Regions from separate parts of the Mus musculus genome. Here region 2 is linked to region 1. The links are chromatin loops, found by intact Hi-C in ENCODE. Cell type or tissue: left cerebral cortex. All regions are shown on one strand. Links, peaks and the distances in the headings refer to the core of each region. The heading gives the core; the rest is flanking DNA.

Region 1 (8,339 bases), core at 217-8,216:
TGGGTGGGCAAACTAGACAAACAGACAGAGCATGCAATTAAGAACTGGGGTAGTTGTATGTTGGGACCGGTGAAGTTGATACAAAGTGGAGTGCCAATGCAGCGTTGAGGGGTCCTGATCTTCTAACTCCTATCAACTGTTAGAACTTCCAAGGCTGGCTGGTTGAAATATGCTGCTCTGGCCAGGGGTCTTCCTTCTCCTCCATGCCCCTGCCAGATGAGAATACCAATTCCTGTCAACACAGGGGCATCCCCAAGTAAAAGCAAAGCAGCTAGTCCATCCTACTGTTAACCACCCAGAGATGGCTCCAAAGTGTCCATGAAATGCACATTTTAACAAATCTCTCTATTTTGTGGAAGGAATTTGTATAGCTTGCTTTGCCAGACACATCTTTATAAGCAAGGAAAAGGGAAAGTAGAAGGAAGGAAGGAAGGAAGGAAGGAAGGAAGGAAGGAAGGAAGGAAGGAAGGAAGGAAGGAAGGAAGAACCCCTTTTAAATGTTAGTGAATCTGGCCTAACTGTACCCACCCCCCATCCACCACCCACCCCCCTCCCCCTCCCCCACCCCCCCACCCCCGACACACACACACATTAGATAAATAAATGATTGAATCCAGCCTTGGTTGTGTGAGTTGATCCGGGTTAAATCTTCAGGAGCTGCCCCATGTATGCATGTGTGTTGCACTAATCCTATGTTTATGCATGAGGTAACGAGGCACTCGGTAGGAGCCTTTTCCTCTTGGGCAATGCCTTAGGAGTCCTCCTCCATCAGGAACAGCCAAGAAACCAACTCTAAACTCATTTAAGTGGATTTTGTTCTTGGTGATCCATGAAATACTGTCTTTTTATCTGCTCTTTATACTTTTAATGTATTCCCCAAAGGACAGAAGTGTACTTTTCCTGCAGTTTAAGACTAAGGTTATAAATAACATCAGTATGGGGTGGTAGCTTGCAGCTCACATTTTGCTCAATGATTTTCCATAAAACCCATTGATTGTTGTTAAATACAAAAAGCACCATAGGATCCTCTCACTTCTATGGTCTCCCCTACTGTTTCTTCTTATAAGATACCTCCCTGTAGAAAATAACCTTTATTCAGTCTATACAAGGATACTACTGCTGGGAAATTTATATCAAGGCTTGTATATGTTATTCCAAACAACACAGACAGAAGCATCAATGCTAACAAACAGCATCAATGATGGGAATATTATTGTTCCCTGTCGACAGACATTAATTTTGTCTGGTCCTGACGCCTTGTGATCAAAGAAGCCACAGGTTTTTTTGTTTGTTTTTTTTTTATTTTGATGCCAATTTGACATTGTTGCTAACTTCTTCTTTGGCTTAATTTAGCCCTAAAATGTGATTTCCTTTTATCGACTGGAGTGTTCTCTTAATGTTTCAACTCAGACGGGAACACGGATTCCTGGGCATCCCCAATCAGATATGCTGATTTGTTAAATCTTCCCCAGAGGGAAGCTAAAAATGCCATAGATTGCAGACCTCTGGAAATTTATTATTGGTTAACAGAGCAGACACCCAGACTGCAGGGCCTGAATCCTTTATCCAGTTCCCAGTGTTTCAGTGCTGCAGTTTTAGAAGCTCTCTATCCTAATTAATTAATTAATTAGTCTTGAATCAAGACTTCACATTGGAATATTCTCAGTGAGTTCAAAACCTGGGAAAGAATGCACATCAGTGGTGAGGTGCCACTATGTGCTAATTGGCTGCAGAGACTCAGAGGTGCAGTATGAGAACCTCCCTATCAGAGGCACAAAGAGAAGACTTCCCTTCATGCCCCTTGGCGGCACAGCTCTGTGAGGCCAGTTGCTATCAAGAGCTCAGGCTCTAGGCTTTTATGATAAAGGATATGGCAAAATGCAGAACGTGGCAAGTTATCACAATGGTGGCTTTGGGGAGCCTGCCACAAGTGACAAACTCATTAATAATACTAAGTGATTAACTCACCTTGCCATGAGAGCGGCTGGCTTCTCCTTCCTTAGTGAGTGTTAGAAGAAGCTGCAGTTTTCAAACATAAACAAATGCTTCCCTGACTGGCCAAGTGTGAAAGGGAGTGTGATGGAGTTAAATCCTTGCTAGCCTTTGAGCTGCTCATCTCAACAAAGGGATCTAAAGATGTACTCTGAGAGTCAGATCCTAACAAGGAGGAAGGCCTTCCTGGTCTATCCTTTTGCAAGCATCTTAAACATCAGATGATTGCTTTTCAACAACATGGAACACTTTAAGAAAGTCTGTGCTCACTGTTTCAACCGGAGGGACATGAATTTGGGCTTAGAATAAAGAAAGAAAGGGAGCTGGCCCTCTTTTGTATTTTACTGACAGAATAAATTTAGTACCAGAAAGGACTTTTTAAAATACTCTATATAATTTTGTCCAGGATGCTTCATATTTCTTTTTAAAGTAAACGTAGCAAAGAATTGCTGATGGCAATTGATGTATAGAAGACCTCATTTACAGAAAATGATATCATTCAAGTCCAGTTTGCAGATGTCCCACATTAAACACAGCATGATGCCCTGGTACAAAAGTGCACCATTACAGTGGATGCTGATTGGAAGGCACGAGGTGGCCTAAGCCCACCCAGGGGTGGGGTAGTCCATAGTAATTACAATGTATCCAGCTGTTTAGGCCAGAACTGCAAAGTAACAACTGGTCTATGTTTTACCTGGACAGGAGGCATGTTGTTAACTTACATATGGGGAAAATTGTTACCAGAGAGAAAGAAGTTAAAATAAGACACAAGGGGAGATAAAAAGAGCGGCATGAGGAGGAGCTTGGCCCAGTAGCCTTCCCAGACTATGATACTAGCTGTAATATTTATCCAAAACCAACACAATGGAGAAGAAAACCAAACATAAAACACAACCGTTTTAAGTGGAAGAATATGACGACTGTTATCTTGAACATCACTGTCTTGGTTAATTTCTGCCTTAAGAATTCTGAAGGTTGGGGAAATGAATCTGGGAACAGCTTGGATCTCAAGAGGAAAAAAAAAAAAAAAAAAAGGCCTGCAAATTGCTTGTGTTTCCTGTACACCGGTGCCTCTTTCCCCTCCCCTGTCTCTGTGCCTGGGGATCTGCATGGCTGGCATGGAGCTTGCTGGGAGGGTGGGTGCTGGCTGGGACAGGGCTGGCTACCTTGCAGCTGGCTGCTAATCTGGAGTGAATTCACCCTGCCAGGCAATCAGGCAGGCAGGCAGGAGGCCCACCCTGGCAGCGGACTCAGTGTAAGACTGTTCTTTCTCAATTCTCCCCCCAGACACACCATCCTGAGAAGCCACTTTTTCCTACCACAGGAAGCCCAAGAGAACACTATAGCTAGCAGTCTGACAGCCAAACTGAACCCTGGCCTTTTGTATCCTGCCAGGTTTGAAAAGCTGGACATCACCCCTAAAAGTGCCCAGAAGATCAAGCCGGTGCTTGAGCGGTGGATGGCTGAGGCTGAGGCCCGCCATCGAGCAGGTATGCAGAATCTCACGGAATTTATTGGGAGTGAGCCATCCAAAAAGCGCAAGCGGCGCACCTCCTTCACGCCCCAGGCCCTTGAGATCCTCAATGCCCACTTTGAGAAGAACACACACCCCTCAGGGCAGGAAATGACCGAGATTGCTGAGAAGCTAAACTACGACCGGGAAGTAGTTAGAGTTTGGTTCTGCAATAAGAGACAAGCTCTAAAGAACACAATCAAACGCTTAAAGCAACACGAGCCCACCTCGGCGGCCCCCCTGGAGCCCTTAGCAGATTCTCCAGAAGAAAACTGTTAGACACACCCATTCATGGTCGGAAGGAAGCATCACAGAAACTGAGCACTACCCTGAATCTCCACAAAAAAAGAAAGGAAGGAAAGAAGAAAGAAGAAAGAATTTAAAGACTTGCCCCAGTCATCATCTCCCTTGTATGTAAAAGACTAAAAAACAAAAAACTACCAAATGGGCAGAATGGTTTATACGTGTCCGTTGGTTTTCCAAAAGGAAAAAAAAAAAAGAATTTTAAATTTTTAAACAAGAAAAATGCCACATGAAGGAGTATGTGGTAGGATCATTCGCTCCCCCACCTGCCTCCCTAACGCCGGTTTTTTTAAAGCAAACCAAATAACCACTTATTCTTTTCTGTATATGATGAAAATGTGAACACCTTTTAAGGAAAAAGAAAAAAAAACTAAACCAAAAAAATAATAAATAAATAAATAAAAGAACAAAAACAAAACAAAACAAACAAACAAACAAACAAAAAAACCCGCCAACACAAACTCGTATCTGTTCAAAGCGAATGCAAGTCTGCCACCTGGAGGAGCACTGCATCCCTTCAGGGACTAAGTGCTGCTCGCTGCAAACCCTTTTAACCAAAGTCGGAACCACTGCAAACGCTACTGCTCGCTCGCCTCTGCGTGAAAAGTTGTGTTAGGAATTTTTACCTTTGTACCAACGGAAAAGTGGGAAGCCCGCTTTCTCCCATCTTTCTCGCCTGTTGTCTGGGCCGCCAGGGTGAATGCCATTGTTGAAATCACTCTGTGTGGCTCACTGTCTACCAATTTGCTTCTTAGCAGATGAAGTAGCTTCCTTTTGTTTTGGTTTGGTTTTTTGTTTTGTTTTCTGAATTGTGTCATTTCCTTTTTCTGTTTTATGTTAGGCAGATGGTGGAGTGGAGAAACAACATGGATGGTGGTGTGTCAAAGCACTCGTGGCTTTCTTCTCACTATGAGTTGTAGGTTTGAGAAAGAAAATGGAGCCCACACCTCCCTTTCCTCCCTACTTCTCCATCTCCCTTTCATGTGGCTCCTGGGATCTTCTGGAAGATAGCAGAGGTGGGAAGGAGCCGTTTCTTCCCCACTCCCATCCTGCAAAAATGCAGGAGACACTCCAGGATAACTAGGTCTATCTGCTGAACGACTGTCAACACCCAGCAGAGGCTGGAACTGCGCTCACGGTCCACACCAGAGATTGGGATTTTTTCTCAGTCTACTAGCCACATATGTGGAGAGCTGATCAAAATTAATTCTGTAATATAAATATAAGCTGCACATATGGTTCAATACTTACATCTGTGTTTTGCTTCTGTTCAAAGCAAATTCTCTCAGAAGTCTGATAGCCAAAGAAATGTCTCAAGGTTTCAGTCCACACACACACAAGCACGTTCACACTCATCCACCTCGCAAAAAGAGAGACCACAAAAAAAAAAAATGATGGTGACCTAGACTGTTAGGGGCGGTCGAGTGTCTGTTAACCTCGTCTTTTCTGGTACTTGTTTCATCAGACAGTGTTGACAGACATTTGGAGCTGGGGTACATCTGTTCTTGGACTATATAAATGGCATAGAAATGTGACAGGCAAATTTAAGCAATTGGAACTAGGCTCTGGCTTCTTGACTCGGAAAGAAGTTTAGCAACAAAGGCTCTCCAATAAAGAAAAAATATACACGTAGCTTATAGAACACATCAGAAGAGCCTTCACTGTTAGCATATTAATTCACTTTTAAAAGAACTTCCCCCAGGCATGGGCCATGAAACCCAAGAAGGCCACCGAATAAAGGGCAAAGAAACCCCTGGAGCCTGCTGATTTTTTTTCACCCAGGTGAGGGCAGAGGGTTCTATCAAAGCAGGCAAGAGAGAACCATCAACATAAATAAATACTCATGAGTAATTAAAAAGCATGCTCATGTACTATCTAGAGGCAAATCATGAAAGGGGAAGAGATAGCCCACCTCCAGCTGCCCAGATGATTACAAAGACTATCTCCCCTCCCCCCCCCCTGCCCCAGCATGCTCTTCCCACCCAGGGGTTCTAGTTTTTTGTTCTGTTGGCTCCTTTGCTGGTTATGAAAATGGGACAATGTAATAGTCCCCTCAGATGGTCCAATCAGCAATCATAAAACTCCCAACAAGGAAGCTAAAAAACAATAATTCTGGACTAGAGTCATTAGTAACAGTGTCTCCATACCACTAGTCTGATTCTAATTGGACCACAACCAGCCCGATTAGTGCCAACAACATCCTGGTAGCATTTCACAACTGCAAAAACTGCACAAATACCAGCAACCCAGAAACCGAAACTTTATTGATTAAAACAGATTTTGTATTCTCCTAGGACCTGCTCCAAATTCCATCAAGAAAAGCTCCCCAAGAGGAGAAGTTAACAAGATAACATACGACCAATGCTAAATGTTTAAAATCTGAACCGGAAACAGGCACATGAGGCCTGCTCAGTTCTGGCATCTATGATTGGGAGAGCATAGAATAGTAAAAATATAAAATAAAACTAATCACCCAGAGTAGAATAAAAAAGAAGCGAATTCATCCCATGGTTGTAAAACTATTCACATGCAGTGATTTTTTTATAGTTTTATAATTTTGTATTGTTTTATAAATTATTTATATAGTGTTGTAATGCTTCTTATATTGATTTTTTACTGATAAATTTTTTGCTACAAGGCAGAAAAGATGCCTGAACAGATTCTTAGGAATATAAACTGTACTTGGGAACACATAAGCCTTCAGGACCACACCTACTGCTTAATTTTTTTTAGATATTTCTTATTTCTTCTGGTAAACAACTTCATATGCCAATAACATCTAAGTGTCTTTTATGTTTCCATGAACTGAAGGCTAAGGTTGCCACCAACAAAAAGCAAAAGCCACTTTGGGTGTATGTGATTGTATTTCAAGCTTCTGTGTGTTTCTCACCCATTTAAAATTGTCGTCATCTTCATCTTCTTCATTATTGATGAGACATGACAGCCGATATGTATTTTACACTTGCTTGTGGGGGGTGTTTTCTCTTTCAACCAAAAAGATATTTTGAATAGTTAAAAGTTTTACTTGCCTTTGCAAGTTTTGGACTCTTTCTGTCGTGAACACATGGTCACACACACAACACAACACAAAAGAGAATAAAAAAACAAAAAAACAAAAAACAAAAAACAAAAAAAAAATCAAAGAGCTGGGAGAGGCAGAACCAAACAAGTAGAGGCGTCTCAAAGAACTCAAGCTGTAACCAAAAAGAAATCCAATTGCCTTTGCTCTCTTCTCTGCGCTGGACCAAAGCTCAGCATGTGTAGGAATATGCACATTGTGTAGATATGGCTAAATGTTGCTGACAATCTTGCAATACTAAACTGTTCCTATTTTAAGAAAAACCAATCACAAACTGTTCATCAATGTTTTACCTCAGCACTCTACTTGTACCCAGTTAATGATCAAGCATAAACACAACAGAGAAGAAGGAAATTGATTTTCATTTTCATGTCTGACTGTAAAATCTGTTTGGATAATATTTTGTAATGAGCTTTTTGTCACGTGACTTGCTTGTCTTCAACTTGAAATTCTGTGAGGCACATTGGCTTATTTGTTGTTGAAAAGTGTTTGGTTTTGTTGTTGTTGTTCGTTTTATTTTTCATAAGTTTTAGTTCTGATTTATGATTTCATCCTCTGTGCTGTGATCTAGACTGGTCACCAGGGTCACTTAATGAGGCGCTGCAAAGGAATCTGCTTCTCCATGCCTGGGGCAGGCAGCAGGAGAGAGGGCAGGAAAATAGACTGGGTTGTTCTGGAAAAATAAAATCATGCCGACGAGACATTGACATGATAGACTCGTGACCAAGAAGCCAAACTGGATATTGAAAGCTCCTTACTTGTTGAAACATTGAAACCAAAGCTGACTTATCTGCACAGGTTGCTTAATGTTTAAAAATAAAATAAAATAAAATAAAAACTGTACTTAATCTAGAGCAATATCTGTATGGTCCGTAAAGCTGCACTTTGTGTATTTCTTAACAGCTTCAGATCTGTCACTTTTAATTTGTACCATGAAAAATAAAGACTTGTTTGACATGAACTTCTCAGCTGAGTATGTCTTGTGCTCAGGTGTGTCACTTAAATTTTAAGCATTTATTTAAAGTGTGCATTTCAATCCCATAGGTTGAGAAAAAAAGTCATATCCATTGGGGTGCTTTTTGTTGCACATTACAGAAATCCCACTCAATCCTAAATGACAAGGCACTATGTCTCATAACTTAATGGGAAGCCATCTTACATGTCAAAAACAGTTGGCTCAGTCTCTTCGCCTGCCTAGCTCACTTGGCTTTAGAATCAGTCTGATTCTCTAATGTCCACCTGAAGGGGTTGAATCATGCTCCTTCCTGTAGTCCAAGCAATAGTACTGGGGCAAGGTATCTTAAATCAAGCATTTCGACTCTCCAGGCTTACTCTTGTCTAGGTAGGACATCGTACCCTACAATGACAGGATGCCCAGAATGAAGGTCCCCCCAAGATCCAGAAGATGGAAGATGAGGCATGGCAATGCTCAGATAAAGCTGGCAACCCCTC
Region 2 (8,339 bases), core at 92-8,091, 370 kb before region 1:
ACTTACGGAAAGTCTTGAGCTGAATTATTCTATCTTTCTTTATCTGGCATTATTTTTAGCAACCTGGCAAAAGCCCATGTTGGATTCTGTATAAGGAATACAGTATCCTGAAGCCACTCGTTTAATAAAATGTGGGCAGAATCACATTGGGAACGCTCTACTGAAAGTTATATTAAAGGGCAGCAGAAACGAGTCTGATGAGATATACTAAACTGAACAAGGATGTATGCTGAGTGGACACAACTGAACTTGTATTGTGGAATATCTTTGAGACAAGTGTTTTGTGACATGATTCATAGGAAAGAAACACTGTCTCATTCCAGCCTTTTAATTTCTATGATGAGAACATTGAGACTGATAGTGTTTGAATGGCTTGCTATGTTTATCTCCAGGGGACACTGAATGAATCTGAGTACTGAACACACTCCAGTGTCCTGTCTCCTGTACGGCATTGTTCCATGCATTCTTTCCAGCGAGAGCCAGCCAGAGACATGTTTTTCTTCTGACTTCCATTCTGTAAACAAGAAGATAACACACACAGCCCACTCTGGAATTGGTTATCTAGACGTAGCTGTGGCCCTGCTGACTTTTTAGTTCCTAATTTGGGCCTTGAGGTGACCATAAGTTCCTCTCAGTTGTTACTGGGCAGTATAAAGAGGAACATCTACTAAAGCCAGAATTATAGCTTTAAAACTCAATCATGTGTCTTAGGCTCAAATCCTTCAGCCTCGCTGAACTTGAGCTCCTCATTCATAAAATATGCGTAATACATTGCTTAGTTTGTATAACAGCAGATACATCTGAAGAGCTTGTCTGGCAAAGACACTAAATGAGTGGTTCATTTTCTTTAAGCATACCTGAAGGAGACCTAAGTTAGCATCATGCTGTTTTGATATTGGGGCATAGTCCTGCTGTTCACTATAGGATGTGGTAAATTTTTTCTTCAAATTTTGCTAATGGAATAATTTTCATTTTTTATTTTATTATTTTTTTTATCTCCTATTTCTTTTTTTTTTTCCATTTTTTATTAGGTATTTAACTCATTTACATTTCCAATGCTATACCAAAAGTCCCCCATATCCACCCACCCCCACTCCCCTGCCCCCTTTCCTCCTGTTTTTCATTCTTTTTTTTTTTTTTTTTTTTTTTTTTTTTTTTTTTTTTTTTTGTAAGTGCTAAAGAGGAGCTTCGCATCTTAGAGGGGCTAAGGCACAGAGCAGGTTCTGTTCAGCTGGCTGGGAGGTTGCCCTCCAAACTTTTTTTTTTTTTTTTTTTACCAACAAGGAACTTACTTACTGCCCATTTGACTTGTCAAGTAGTGTTACCATGTCCAGGTTGGAAATTATTCGAACAAAACAGAAGAATGAAAAGAAAGAACAAATGGTAAAAAATCATCAGGAAATCAGTTCCATTGCGTGAATTGGTTAACATTTATTGAATAAATATCGACTCGGTTTCGGGTTGCTTTGCAGCCTTTTGTTAAGGGGAAAGAGAGTAAAGAGTTATTATCTGTAGTCAAAAGATGAGAGAGGAGAACTGAAAATGTCAATACAAATCGCTCTGTGCCAGGTAAACAAAGGTGGCTACAGGCATGGCTCAAAGAAACACATTTTGTCATTACCATCTGAGTGAGTATTTCTTCTTTCAAAGGGGTTGAGAGAACATCCCCCACCTTTCTCCCCTACCCCCCCTCTTTAACATATTTTTGCCTCATGCTAACCATGGCAACAGACCAGGACCTTTTAGGAATCTGTTTCATAAACGAGAACAAACAGAGGGCCACTTCAGCTGAGACATCTGTCATTCAAACATGACAGTCACTAAGCCAACTCCAACTACTGTGGTCTCTAATCAGGAAGGGGAGCGGGCTGCTGAGGCACGTGCTGGTGATGGATGCTGTGAGATGTCTGCTGCACAAGTACTTTATGCTTCTGAGTGACATTAGGTTTTCAGAACAGCAGTTTCTGACACACTTGCTTTTAATTATCTTCAAGTGTGTCTGTCTGTACCTCTGTACAATTAACCTAGTATAAATAAGCAGGAAACTGTTTGCTCTCAGATTTAAAAAAAAATAATGCTAAAGTTTGGAATCAAACAACATCCACACATAAAATACTTGGCGAAGAATACTGATTTAGTTTAAAAATAGATTTTTTTTTTTTAAATAGAGAACAGCCACTTTCTTGAGAGATGAGCAGCTCTCAGCCAGCTTCACAGAGGACATCCCTCTACCTACAAATGTTCAGGCAGACACCAGAAGGGAACCACACAGAAACTTTGTTTTGGATGTTTCTTTTGGAAAAAAAAAAATACTGATTTTTTTTCCCCCTAAGACTGCAACTGATCCTAGTTTTAAGGAACCCGGTGGTCACTCTTAGGTCAAAAGATATGGAATCTGAAGCTCAAATTCTCCACATTCTGCAGAAGTTTGTAGTTGTAGTCTAAGACTGTAGCTGGGTACAAAGTCATGCCTTAACACACTCATTTTAAGAGGCTAATGAGAGAAAGCAGGTAAAACGATCACCTACGGGAAGGCGAGAGTCCACCTGCAGCCCCCTCGGATACTAACCCTATTGTATAAGGCTTTGGCTTTGCAAAGGCAGCGGGTCCTCACCTGAGCAAAAGCAGCAGATGTTCCAAATGTTTCAAATATTCTTTTAAATAAGCACATTTTGTCGACTTTGGTTTGTAGCCACAGCTTGTTTTCTGTCAGTTGAAAAGATGAAGGGATGACAGATTTCTCATCATATTTATTTAGATTTTTTAGTGTTGAGAACTGTAGCGCATTCTGTACCCTGCTTTTACTGGTCTGCACTCGAAGTGAGGGAAGCTTTGAAAAGCCTGAGGGGGCAGTGGAATTTTATTTAAACTTCCCAGAAAACATATTTTAAGTGGAATCTTTCTGGGATGCCAGAGACCAAGGAGTTCTAGTTTAACTGGAGACTCACAGCGGACTTAGAAAGGCACCTACCTGCATTTTTGAGATTCTCAACTTTAGAGTGTGTGAGAGTCCAGTGAATTCCCACACTCTGCCTCTAGACATTTTACAGTTACTGGCTTGCCCTTCTCCTCTAGATTACTTTATTAACACAATGTGAATCATTCACAGTTTTCAAATAGGCAGGGAAGAAACAAGAAACAAGTTGATTTAACAGTCTTAAAAACTTGAGAAAAACCCGAAAACAACACGAGACAGAAATTGTATAAAGTGAACAGAGATGAGAGCATTCACTGGTCTTGCAAGGATGCCCTACTTATTGGGACAATTGTACTCTTACTTTTGAATAGTGCTAAGAACTTTGACTACGACTAAGAAATGAAAATTTTAGTTTACAGAACCGTCTAAAACTTACTAAAGTATTCGCCACCCAGTCTTTTTAGGGACTTTGAAGTTAAAATGTATGGTGCTGGCACGTGCTGTCTTCCTTAGCACCTGGATGTCTGGGGGCATCATGTTATGTTTTTAGATATGATTCTCAATGTGCTCTTTATTTGATAACAGAGAATTGTGCAGTTTCTGGGCAATCCAGCTTTTCTCCAAACAAGGGTCTTTCTGCCGTTTCTTTCTCAAGCCACCATGCCTCTATTTTCCTCCTGTTGTAAAGCCTGTGCTTCTTGTATGGAAAGGATAGATCAGGGCAAATCCTGTGCACTTTGCTGTGTTTAGTGTCATGGAGAGACATTAGACAACAACAGGGGACAGAAGGAGCTCGCTTTTCCTATTGCACCTGAAATTTCAGTATAAATGGATTTCTTTAAAGCTTGCTCACCCATCTGGGTCTCGTTCAAATTAGTAGCCCAGAGGACAAGCCCGTCTTTCTCACAGTATGGCATCTTCAGCCCAAAACTGCAGGAGAAAGGCTAATACTGATGCCCTCTATGGATAAACAAAGGAAATTCCAGGAACCATTGGGCTTTTTATGCCTCTCCTTAAATTGCACCTCTGTACTTAACAGCATCCAAAGGGAAACATACTGTGCAGAATGTTTCAGGGCTCTGAGCCGCTCAGAATGCCAGGAGGAGGAACAAGAAGCCATATGGCAGCCTAAGTAGAAAGTTCAGAAAAGGGCCCTTGTGTTTTATGAAGTAATTACATCAGAGGTAGCATTTTGCTTAACTTGAACAGCCGTGGAAACTAAAGTACACTTAAGAGAGATAAATCCACATTTCATTGAGAAACATGTGGTGAGGCAGTTCTCTGCGATATCATTAAGTTTGCATTATTTATTCTTATACAGCCCATCGAAAAATATGTCCATTTTCAGCTTATGAGCATATTCGGCTATATTCTGAGCCACAGGAAACAGTGTGGATAGGTGGAGGGCAGGCTTGCACGAGGAAGAATTATTAGAGAAATCGGTGCTGTGTCACACAATGCTCTAGCTGCATGATCAAATGACTGATGCCACAGAGGGCCAGTCACCAAATATGGGACTAGTGATGTACATACTAGAAACTGTACCCCAAACTGGCCTTTGGCAGACAGTCTCCAAGGGAAAGGGCTGCCGTGTTTCTCCAGTGACATTTATATTGCTCATGTCAATGTGGAGCCTCACTCGTGGTTATGACCACCAAGCATTTAGTGTCCCACATTCAGCAAGCAGGATGCTAACATTCAAATGGCAGTATCCACTGTGTAGTCAGGAAAAGGCTACAGAGAATATAAAAGTAATATATATCCCTGGAAAAATATCTGTATTCTCAACTGAAGAAGTGAGACCTCATAAAATAGGCCCTAAATATTTCCTCTGTATGTATTTGAGATTTGAAAAATGATTTACGAACAGTGCTTCCCCTGGGACAATTCGTATTGTTTCAAGGTAAACCCCATGATTGCTTGTATTTAAGTTCTAGCTGCCTGGGAAGCTGTGCTGGGGTGAGTGGCTGATTTTCCTGTTGTATCACACAACTGCGAGCCAGACACACTGCTCAGAATGTTGACCTAAAAGAGAAACACATCCTTTATGAATGTTGTATGCGAAATTAAAAAAAATATGGCTGTTTTTCTCCTATAACATTATAGCCTTCCTCTTTTGGGCTTAACAAAAATGATGATGATACTCTCAAGAGTGAGCATTTTCAATATCATTTGTCTGTGAACTATTAGGAGAGGGTTGAAAGCTGGGTCAGTGATTTCTCCATGTTAGGAAATACACTTGTCTGTTTTCCTTTTCCTTCTATTGAGCTTTGTCCAAAATCATGTGTTAGAAAATTTTCTGTTTTCAAATTGCTGTCCAGTTTGACTTGATTAGAATTTATGGCCATGGAGTCATTTTCAATGACAAAAGGATAAAGGACTAAATTGTCTGTCACCCCTCGAGACAGTGGTCTCTGCAGGTCAGCTGGGAGGTCACTGCAGGCATCGTGGGGGCTGCTCTTCAGCAAGGCTGCCTCTTGCCTGTGTGTGCAAGTGGAGGCCTTCGTTACGAGGTCGCTGTCTTCATTACTTTATTTAAATGTCTTTCTCAAGGTTTCAATACCTTGGGTGCTTATAATGCTCTCATAAAATATGCCGGAGCCAGTAATCAGCATGTAGGGCTTGAGCCCCAGAGGGAGTTGGCTGGAAGATGATGAGGAAAATTCTCTAGAGAAATATATTCATTTAAAATATGGAACATGCTTCTACATTTTTAAAAGTTATGTTATATCAATTGAAAATTCACATTCTTTTTCACTAAAGGAGGTGTATTTTTCTAGCAAACATTAAAACTTCATATATGTAAATCAACTAAATAATTTGAACAGCATATTCTATGCAAAAAAAAAAAAAAACTAAACAGAAATCAATAGAAGTAAGTATTGGTGTGAGTAAATGGGACTCAGGACAAGGTGTTTGCCAAAAGCAGTTTATGGTTTAATAGTCACACAGGTCTTTGCCCTGCTGCACTGACTAGCAGAGAAGAGAAATGTACACTTAAATCTACTTCTTACATTTGAGAAGATCTAATTCACTGATATAATTATTTAAGAAGTAATTCAGACACTGTGTGCATTGAGACAACTTCAGCTTAGTGGTGCTTTGCTCCCAGAATATTGTTAGGACATTGCATTGTCAACAAACCCACATTAAGTATATATGTATATGTCTGTATATATATATATATATATATGTATATATATATATATATATACACACACACACATATATATACACATATATATACCTTTGAAATATATTTGAAATATATATATATTCCTTTGAAATACACACACATATGTGTGTATATATGTATACTATTCTTTGAAATAAACATAAATCTAGTGAGAAACGTGCCTCTGTTGAAACTTCTCAGCAGATTGGTTCAGTGAGCCGTGCTCATTGCTAAGCGGCACTGCACTGGAGCACATTGTGACTGGAGACTCAGTGGGGACTTCCTCGGTGCTTTCCTTTTCTGCCACTCACGACGCCTGGGGTGCTCCGGTCAGCTCAGTGTTATAGAAGTGAAGTTCAGCATCGCAGAGTCTAAAGATGCTGAGAGGGAATGAATGTGTCCATCAGCCTGCCTGTGCCTATGGCTTTCTCTCTTCCAGTTTATTTTGATTGGCATGGTTTACATACTTGGTTATTGTTAAATGGTTCCATAAACAGTCGGAAAAAAGATTTGTCTGCACTCAGCCATTCCTTTAGATCATTCATTCCATCCTAGCCTTTAGAATGTCATGGTGTTCTGACCTTAAAGGTTACCTGGCACTGTAGCATTTGGTAGTTTGTCCAGCATTGTCTGTGTCATAATTAATAGAGAGGTGCCTCCCAGGGCTTAGTCCTTTACTAGCCTGCCTACTTTCTCAATTACCTAGTTTAGTTATAGAATTAATGTTATTATTTTCAAAAATTGACCAAATAAATTATTCTTCCACTTGAGAGCTGAGCTTTAAGTAGGCTGTTTCAGGCAAAGCTTGTGTGCTACCTCATCGTAAACAGATCATTTGTGGGAAAGCTGGCATCTCTTTGGCGACCTTGCTGCTCTATGTTTTGGGATTAATAATACATCAGACATCACACATTTAAAAGAAAGGAGCTGGAAGAAGGAAGTGGGGGAGTTCAGCTCTGCTCTTGAGCTGCCCCTGATTACTCAAACCTTTCTTAAGCAGGTGAGGCAATTGTAGGGGAAGGCGCACTTACCCAAATCTGCACCTGGCCAACTGAATTCACTTCTTGAGTTTCGAATGCTAAAGAGAAAGATAGCAAAGTGTTGAGACCCAACTGGTGCCCTGTCAGGGGGCAATCTCTATAACATTTCCTGCTGTCAGCTTAATAAATTTTTAAAAAATATCCAAAGGCAGAGGTAGCTATGGAAAGCTCATAGTAACTGTTGCCATTCTCCCTGGATTCACTTCTCTTTAATATCCACCGTGGCTCTGAAATTTTCTTGTTTTTGTTTGCCTGGTTTCTGTATTTTGCTGGTGTTTTTGTTTGTTTGTTTGTTTGTTTTGTTTTTCAGCTGTTTATGCTATTTATTAGTTTTAAAATGTTTATCCTTTGAGATTCTACTTGGTGTTTCTCTTAGAAATCTGACTATAACTTGTTTTAATTTTTTGTGGCATTCTCCAGTTGGATACCTGTGGAGCATCATGCTCCATCCAACTCAAATGAAGTTCTGAAACTATCAATACTGGACTTATTTTTGGAATATCTCCAAGTAATGGGTACATTAAAAATCATTCATTAAGAGACGATTTAGATCTTGGCAGTTATTAGGCATGAGGCAATATCTAGTTAATAACATGTGGACCAACTCTCAATCTTTGAGTATAAACTCCAATCGTCTGATTGCCAAAGTTGAGGTTCATAAAAATATAAAACCGAGTGGCCTTGTTTATAGACATGCTCAATGCTATGTTCCGAACTATCAGATAGACTAAGGTTTTTCTCTTGGAGAGGTTGAAAAAAAATATAACACTAAATCTCTCTTCATTAAAGCAAGTCTGTCCTCAGAGAAATGGAAATTAACTTTGTGTTCTAAGTATTCAGTGATAAAAGTCTAGTCCTGCCACTTGCTGTGCAGGATCTCTGTAAAGTCACTACTCATTTACCTATTTCATTTTTCTAGTATGTTACATGGGTATCTGCACTGTATCTCAGAATCTTAGAGAGCACCTTTAAACTTCCTCAGATGCTGGCATTGGTTTAAGTGTGATTGCAGTTGAATATATAATAAGACTCTGTTATATATTTTTACACTAAATTGTTAGCCATGTGCAACTACTGCTGTTTAAGTACTTATATTGGAGAACTGTACTCCCATCAAAACTATTTAAAGAGGGGGAAAAGGTAACCCAGTTGCAATAGCAGAAACTAAGAATATCATTGCACATAAATTGAATATTTTCAAAGCTCT

The links. Hi-C counts contacts between places; a loop is a spot of excess contacts. Peaks named below come from ENCODE experiments on the same cell type or tissue, not always from the same donor. Only the 100,000 strongest peaks of a DNase experiment are listed, where the experiment ranks them.
Region 2: it touches region 1 in a loop (2.1-fold over the local background); 2 of 42 quality-filtered maps call a loop at or near these places.

What each region holds. Positions count from the first base shown.
Region 1 is chr13:18,120,607-18,128,945 of GRCm38, reverse strand. Pou6f2 (POU domain, class 6, transcription factor 2) reads left to right here. Exons shown (of 9, transcript NM_175006.2): 9 at 3,280-3,986. The coding sequence ends at 3,784. Among named protein-coding and RNA genes, the nearest start is that of 4930448F12Rik, 25 kb to the right of the region's middle. In left cerebral cortex, for the core only: a CTCF peak has its summit at 4,304 (motif pointing left); DNase peaks (open chromatin) are centred at 3,225 and 4,335.
Region 2 is chr13:18,491,271-18,499,609 of GRCm38, reverse strand. No RefSeq gene overlaps it. Among named protein-coding and RNA genes, the nearest start is that of Pou6f2, 110 kb to the right of the region's middle. In left cerebral cortex, for the core only: no CTCF peak of the experiment used is centred there; DNase peaks (open chromatin) are centred at 2,274, 2,893 and 4,029; H3K4me3 peaks cover 1,326 bases; H3K27ac peaks cover 1,355 bases.